Regions from separate parts of the Homo sapiens genome. Here regions 1 and 2 are each linked to region 3. A link is a loop called in an ENCODE intact Hi-C map of the cell type or tissue named here. Cell type or tissue: endothelial cell of umbilical vein. All regions are shown on one strand.

Region 1 (2,500 bases), 530 kb before region 3:
GATAAGGAAAGTTTTCTTAATCTTTCACTTTCCTTGGACTTTAAGATAGAGTTAAAAAGGTTGAGAAAAACTGATAAAGTTTCCCAAATCTCTTCTCCTAAAAATTGTGCAAGAGCTATATCTGTTACAGAGTTTCCTACACATGAATATCTTCAAAAGAGAGATTTTGGAACCTTGTGTAGCCCAATAAAATACTATTGCTCCCATATCAAATGCAAAATCAGAAACTTAGTAGCTGAAGAGATTATATTTTTTTATGTAGTTAAGGTGGTAGGACAATGAGTATGTCCAAACCCTTTATACAATCCAACATCACAAAGATAGACAAATAAATTTTCTGCAAGGCTGCATTTGCTTTCATTGTGTCAGATGTTCTTCATAATTTGAAATATAAATTTGAGATGCTCTCTAATCTCTTTACCTTCACTCTGTGGTGTTAGTGTGGAAAAACACAGCATGCTCTTTCAATACAGCATCTCGGTCTTGGTGGTGATTTGTTGTCATGGAGAAAAAGCAGTAGGGCTGATCTTAGCTAGATTGTGGTCCCTAGGAACTACAGACTAGTGTTTGAGCAGTTCAATGTTCGGCCTCATGAACTTTGAAATCCCAATTCTGTTGGCCAAGGATAACACCCTAATACCTAGTTCAATGCGTTCAATAAAAAGATTGCAAAAGAAGTTCATCATTTTAATACTAAATGTCTGAATGAGCACTTAAATGGAAATGGTCAACTCCATTTTCCTTTCTTCATCTCTTCATTTTTGAGCTACTTCAGTGTGGGTAGAATATGGGCAAATGTTCTCCTTCCCTTCACTTCTGGTCACATAATCATACTTGGTTGTGCAGTGTACCGTGAAAGACAGCAATATGACCTTTCCTAAAATATTGATGATGCATGATGAGAATAAAGACCAACCCAGCTTTCCTGGCCTCGTTAAGTGAAAGAAGGGCCTCCATCACTTGTGACTTCAACACTAAAAGAGGATCATCTTCAAGGCAAATTACTTCTTTTGTTCTGTTGTCCCTTCACTCACACCAAAGTCAGTTAAACCTATTAGTAGCATTTACACTTAATACAGACTGTCACAACCCAATTAAATTCACATCCCTTAATCAGGGAGCTCAGTTCTACTGGTATCTCCCTCTGAATTAACCTACTTCTAGCCTGGTTCTGTACTGTATTACCACAAGGACATGGGGAAGATAATAGAAGAGGTGGCGTAGATGTATGGGTGGAGGCAGCCATAGGTATTTGGTCAGCCAGACGGATGTTTTAAAACTATTCACAAGGGAGTGCTGTAGCATAGGTTGGACAAGAGAATTTGTTTCTCTGGTGTTTTCTGTTTGACACAACTCTCTTTATCAGCAGCACAAGCCTGGAATTCCTGAAGCCACACTCATATCCTGCCATCGGTTTTTACGTAAACCCCCCATTGATTGGGATGGGAGTTTCACAAGTAGAACAATGGCCGGATACGTGGGAGGGAAAGGAGGAATATGGGATGTTTGATCTGTACTTGTGCATTTGTAGGGGATGGTGTCTACATGGGCAAAGAGATATGAATAAGTCACTAACTGGTGAATTTAACCACATGCAAGCAAGTCTTTGAAATCACTAAGGCCAGAAAAAAGCAACCCAACAGATTTAAGTTACATTTATTATCTGTTATATTCATGCATCGACTTGAATGAGAATAATAACTAAGATAATAACAACTAGCAGTTGCACAGCACTTTACAATTACAAAGTGCTTTTACTTCCATACTACTTTTGATTCTTATTATTAGTAAGGTTGGTAGAAAAATTAACGTTATGCATTATTACTACCAGTACTACTATTATTTTACAGGTAGGAAAGGAGATTGGAGAAGTTATTATCTGACCGAAGACCACACAATTAATAAGTGGGTCTGAACCTAGATTTCCAAACTTCAGACTGCATGTGGCTTTCACAAAATCATTCTGCCACTGTCACAGTAATCTGGCAAAATACTCCAGAGGTTTACTGCCAGCCTTCCTAAGGTTTTGTCTCACCTTTTTTAGGCAAGAAGCACCTTACAGCACACAGCATTGACACATTATATTTACATTGTGTGGGCATGAAGTCACATTTGGTAACTTTGGCTAACTGAATATTGGCTGACTGAACTTTGCCTGACAAATAAAAAGACGGGGCGGGTGCTCTTTCTTTAGTAAAAAGTCCAAATAAGGCTCGGAATCTGAAATGCCGCATGATTTACAGCAATCTTGTTACATTGGCAACAAGAAAGCCATCCAATGAGCCACCCAGTAGTTAGTCAAAGTGTAGTAATTAATTCACGCTTTTCTTGAAGAAACTCAAAGCAACTCACTACTCCAGTTTTTTACCAAATCCATGGAAGAAGAGGATCATCAAGAAGCCTTAATCCTTTTGGGTAAATGGACCCACTGAGAAGGGGAGAGTAACTTGTCCAATGTCACGAAGCCAGCCTAAGGCAAAACCAGGTACAGAACTCAGAC
Region 2 (2,500 bases), 60 kb before region 3:
TTTTTTTTTTTTTTTTTTTTTTTGAGACGGAGTCTCGCTCTGTTGCCCAGGCTGGAGTGCAGTGGCGCTGTCTCAGCTCACTGCAAGCTCCGCCTCCCGGGTTCACACCATTCTCCTGTCTCAGCCTCCCAAGTAGCTGAGACTACAGGCACCCACGACCAAGCCCGGCTAATTTTTTGTATTTTTAGTAGAGACGGGGTTTCACTGTGTTAGCCAGGATGGTCTCGATCTCCTGACCTCATGATCCACCAGCCTCGGCCTTCGAAAGTGCTGGAATTACAGGTGTGAGCCACCGCGCCCGCCCAGGGATCTTTGTAACTGACATTAAAACGTAAATACTGATGTTCACATTAAGGAGCGTTTTGGCATATCATCATTACTAATGTATATTTTGCCCTTTGATTTGAAATCAATGAGTTGGAAAAGCATTTGTGTGTCTCACAGGGTATCTATAACAGCATGGATTAACATTTTGGGGTAAAACAAGTATGGAACAGTTTTTATGAGTTCTTTTTTCCTGTTAACTAATATTCACATCAGTGAAAACTTTGAATTCTCATCAATCTGTTTAAATTTTCTTATTATAATTAAGCACAACACATTTTCCCTTTTTTTAATTGACGTATAATAATTTTACAAGGTACATAGTGATGTTTTCATACATATCATGTATAGTGATCAGATCAGGGTAATTAGCATATTTATCATCTCAAACCTTTATTATTTCTTTGTGTTGAGAACATTTTCTTACAAACAGTTTTTCATGAGTTGGGTGGTTTTCTAGGAGAGACACTGAGTTTAGGCAGACCCGAGGAAAGTGAAATGAAAAGATCAGGGGTAGTATCTCTTGATGAGGCTGAAATACAAGCATAGTGAAAATTTAAACACAAGGCATTTTATTTCTTTCGATGATATTATAAAAAGAAAATCATGACTGAGTGATTCATAAATGAATAAACATTATTTTATTCACTTTTTTTTTTCTGTACAAAGTCCTGATTCCTGATTTTCCTATGACCTTATGTTCTTCAGCAGCACTTGTTTTTACAATTAAGAGCTAATTACTATCCTGGACCCCTGGAAACTTGTGAACTTTCCAAAGGTCATTATAACTTAGTATCGGCTAAATGCAGCTCGAGAAGGCCCAAATGAAACAAAACTTAGAAACTGTGTTCTTAATCTTGTTTATCATTAATCTGGAGACAAATGGACTTTATCTAGTTTATACGAAAACTCAGGCACTGGAGTCTGTGCACACACACACGCATGCACGTTCATGGTCAAATGTTTTGCCGAATCAGCTGAATGAAATGATTCATGGGAGGCAAACTTCTCTGTCAGCTACACATCAGATAATTGATGCTATTTATAATAGAAATGAAATAGGAGGCTAAAAACTAACAAAGAAAAGAATTCCTTGGAATTGCCGTTGTTTTCTTTGGAAGAAGGGAAGGAACCAGTGACTCAGTTTGGCAATACATTGATCTCATTAGAACAATGCCAGAGCATGGAGTAAAGCTGAATATATTGCAAATAAGTGTAACATTGAGACATATTTCACAACGGACTGTTTCCTAGCAATCAGATTCAGTATAGGGAAAGGGCTGTGACAAATTCAAACAGGGGAGAAAAGAGACCAAACACAGAATGAATCTCTTCTTCTTCTTCTTTTTTTTTTTTTTCTTTTGAGACAGAGTCTTGCTCTGTCGCCCAGGCTGGAGTGCAGTGGCGTGATCTCGGCTCACTGCAAGCTCCGCCTCTCAGGTTCACGCCATTCTCCTGCCTCAGCCTCCCAAGTAGCTGGGACTACAGGCGCCCGCCACCAGGCCCGGCTAATTTTTTTGTATTTTTAGTAGAGATGGGGAGAATGAATCTCTTCTAATCCCTTTTAACCAAACCCAAGAATCATGCCAATATTAAGAAAATGACAGAATGCTTTCCAGGTTATTAGAAATGTACTGTGAAGATGACATTTTTGTATGACTATGCAATGCAGATTATACAATATTTACTACACAATGTAGCCATAAGACTAAAAGAAAAGTTAACTATGATAATAGGTTTTATACATTAAGCACCTTTTATTGTTTTAAATATCTTATGTAATCTAAGTAAATTAATCCTCACAACAGACTTGAGAGTTTGCAGTATTACTTCTTTTGCAATTGTTGTGTAGGAGGTTTGGAGATGATAAGGATAAAAGGAAAATAATGTAATCTTTAATTCACAACACACCTGAAATGCAAGGGATGTGGTATTCCTTACAAATACCCAGATGACCATAATGAAGACACATGTATCTGAAATAACTTTGGTAGAGGAAAAAGTTGTTTCTTTGTAGATGAAAAATATTTTATAGAGACTTAAATTTTCATCCTGGGTTCATTCATTTCCAAACCTGCTTTTCCATAAAGTCTGTGAAATAGGAGACGTAGGAAGCCTCACGTCTACCGTTCAGTGTGCCTTTTGACCCCTAGTTCTCAATCCAGTGCTGGATGGG
Region 3 (2,500 bases):
ATGTCACTGTACTGTAGCCTGGCTGACAGCAAGACTCTGTCTCAAATAAAAATAATAATAAATGACATAATGCATGCTCCTGTTTCTTTCCTCCTACTATATTCTTCACATTGTACTTTTTGTTCAATGTCTGTGTTTCCCACTGGACTATAGTTCCTGGGGTCGAATATGATGTTGTTCTTGGAGGCTGCTATATAACTGACAATCAGCCCAATGCCTTGTACAGAGATGTACCTGGACATACTTCTGCTGAACGAATGAATGAATGAGTTTAACAGTATTTTGTTAAGTATACAGAATTGTTACTTGAGCTTTTGCCATTTCTTGACTGCTAACTGGTTAATTTCTTATCCAGAGAAAACCCTCCTACTCAAAAGTTGTTTACAGGGAATGACGCCCTTGAGTCACATCACAGTGATAAAATATGTACTCGGCAATCCCTCCTCACCCCCAAACTGGCCTCTTGCAATCTCCACCACATGATGATCCCGTGACGTCTAGGAAACAGCCCATTCTGTAGAGAATAAAAAGCTGTCCATCTCTCATTGTTCCTCCTTATAACCTTCCTCTCCTGCCCTGGCTCCTCACCCCCATCCTTTTCTATTTTCTACTTCCTGATCCATCTTGTCCCCAGGCCACTACTTGAAGTATGAGCAGTCTCCCTGCCTTAGGCAATTGATAGGTCCAGGGACACCGAGGTCAGAGCACAGATTGTTTTCCAAGTGTCCCTGAAGCCCCTGTATGGTGCTGGGGAGTCAAGCCCAAGGAGGCAGTTCACAGGAAATGGGACTGAATTTGCAACAAGCGGCACAAAGTGGCACCGGATATCACCAAACAACCAAAACACTCATTGTTTTCTCCCCACCCTGTGACCCAGGCCTGGGTTTATAAAGAGACAGCAGCTGCAGTCCTGGAAATCCCAGGTGAACACTCAACAGAGGGCACTGTTAGAAGGAAGCCAGGTGCTAGGCTTTGAGTGAGGGATGTTGACTGAGATTTCTGGGGTTCCATTTTTGTCTAGAATTATGTTTGCCTAAGCAATGTGCAGGCGATAACAAGATTCTTGTGGAATTTCAGCATGGGAATGGTCCAATTGTGAGTCATTTCCTCAGTTACTTAGTCAGCAACCTGGTACTTACTGAAGGTCTTCTACATGCTGGGCACCAGGCTAGGGGTGGAGACAGACAAGGGAAGATGCTCAGCACATGAGCCTTCAGGCCAAAGTGAGCTTCTGTTCTAGTTCTCATTCTGCTTCTTACTCTCCGAGCAACCTCAAGCAGCTGTATGACCTCATGGAGACAAACTGTGAATATTAAACAGAGATAATACATATGAACATCCAGGGGCTCAATGGGATAATTTATGTATGTATCGAAGTTCCTGATTTCAAGATCTTGGTTATAGTTCTCTGCTCTTAACACTACTGCATAAGAGAATGATCTGGAGAAATTTTAAAGAATGCCAATGCCTAAGTCCCACCTCCAGAGATCCTAGGAACATTGCTCTATTTATGAAGCTTCCCACATCACTTAATGTGCAGCCAGGATTGAGGACAACTGTGTGACAAGACAAAATTAACACATGGCATAATTAGAGAAAAGTTGATCACAACATGTCTGCATTCCCTTTCAAATAACATTAGTCCTGATGGCAACATTCTCATCCAAATTATCCAGATGAGCTTTGCAAATTTCCAACAAACTCGTTGACTATCCAACAATTGTATTAGAGGCTTCTTCTAAAATCCATATTTACCTTCTTTTACAACATTTCCTTTATCTTTAGTAAAACTCTGGCCTCTTTCTCTTGCCTACCCCCTCCTCTGTGGACTGTAAAAATGTGAAAGATTTATCTCCAGAAGCACATTCGAGTTCACTTATAAGTTTCTCTATAAGTTCACTTCCCATGAAAGTTAAAACAAAGACAGCAAGGAGGAGAAATAGAGAATACTAAGTACCTTTTACAGTCCCCTCTCTCCACTCTCCCTCTCTCCACCTCCCCAAAATCCAGCTCATCTGATTTCTATTATGCCCATATAAATGTCTCCTAAGCCTTGGGCATTTGGGGACATTGCCAACTCCACAGCTACTTCATGGTTTCACATTCCCCTTGCTCCTGTAACTCTGGCCCAAAGCACCAACTAAGCTCTGACCTTGACTGTTGAAGACAGCATGAGCATCAAACACTTACATGTGTGTTTTATTCAATAATACTTTTAAGCCACTGTCTTCCTCCAGCAACATGACACCTGCCAATCCAGGAAATCAAATCCCTTAAGAAAGATCAGTAAACAAATCTTCCTGGAAACCTGCATTGGAGGTGAGACAATCAAATGCAACGATGTAAGTAATTATCCAAGGCCATTGCAAGGAGAATCAGGTGCTCCTGTCTCCCACTATGCAACACAAGGCCTAGTTCTCTAGTTACAGAGCACAATGTTGCTGTAATAGCCTAATTGATTTATAATGTTTTTCTCTGTATTGCAGCATGTGTGCAATTA

The links. Peaks named below come from ENCODE experiments on the same cell type or tissue, not always from the same donor. Only the 100,000 strongest peaks of a DNase experiment are listed, where the experiment ranks them.
Region 1: a loop joins it to region 3, with 2.1 times the contacts of the local background. A loop is called at or near these places in 3 of 110 quality-filtered maps.
Region 2: a loop joins it to region 3, with 5 times the contacts of the local background. A loop is called at or near these places in 3 of 110 quality-filtered maps.

Annotation. Positions count from the first base shown.
Region 1 is chr11:128,708,504-128,711,003 of GRCh38, reverse strand. All of the region lies in intron 1 of FLI1 (Fli-1 proto-oncogene, ETS transcription factor), which reads right to left. Among named protein-coding and RNA genes, the nearest start is that of SENCR, 14 kb to the right of the region's middle. In endothelial cell of umbilical vein, a CTCF peak has its summit at 1,288; DNase peaks (open chromatin) are centred at 1,423 and 2,118; H3K27ac peaks cover 2,444 bases.
Region 2 is chr11:128,239,634-128,242,133 of GRCh38, reverse strand. It overlaps LINC02098 (long intergenic non-protein coding RNA 2098), which reads right to left. Exons shown (of 4, transcript NR_146647.1): 4 at 693-856. Among named protein-coding and RNA genes, the nearest start is that of LINC02098, 32 kb to the right of the region's middle. In endothelial cell of umbilical vein, no CTCF peak of the experiment used is centred here; a DNase peak (open chromatin) is centred at 1,413; H3K27ac peaks cover 1,869 bases.
Region 3 is chr11:128,179,263-128,181,762 of GRCh38, reverse strand. It overlaps LINC02725 (long intergenic non-protein coding RNA 2725), which reads right to left. Exons shown (of 6, transcript NR_183639.1): 5 at 1,140-1,303. Among named protein-coding and RNA genes, the nearest start is that of LINC02098, 28 kb to the left of the region's middle. In endothelial cell of umbilical vein, no CTCF peak of the experiment used is centred here; a DNase peak (open chromatin) is centred at 1,072; H3K27ac peaks cover 1,660 bases.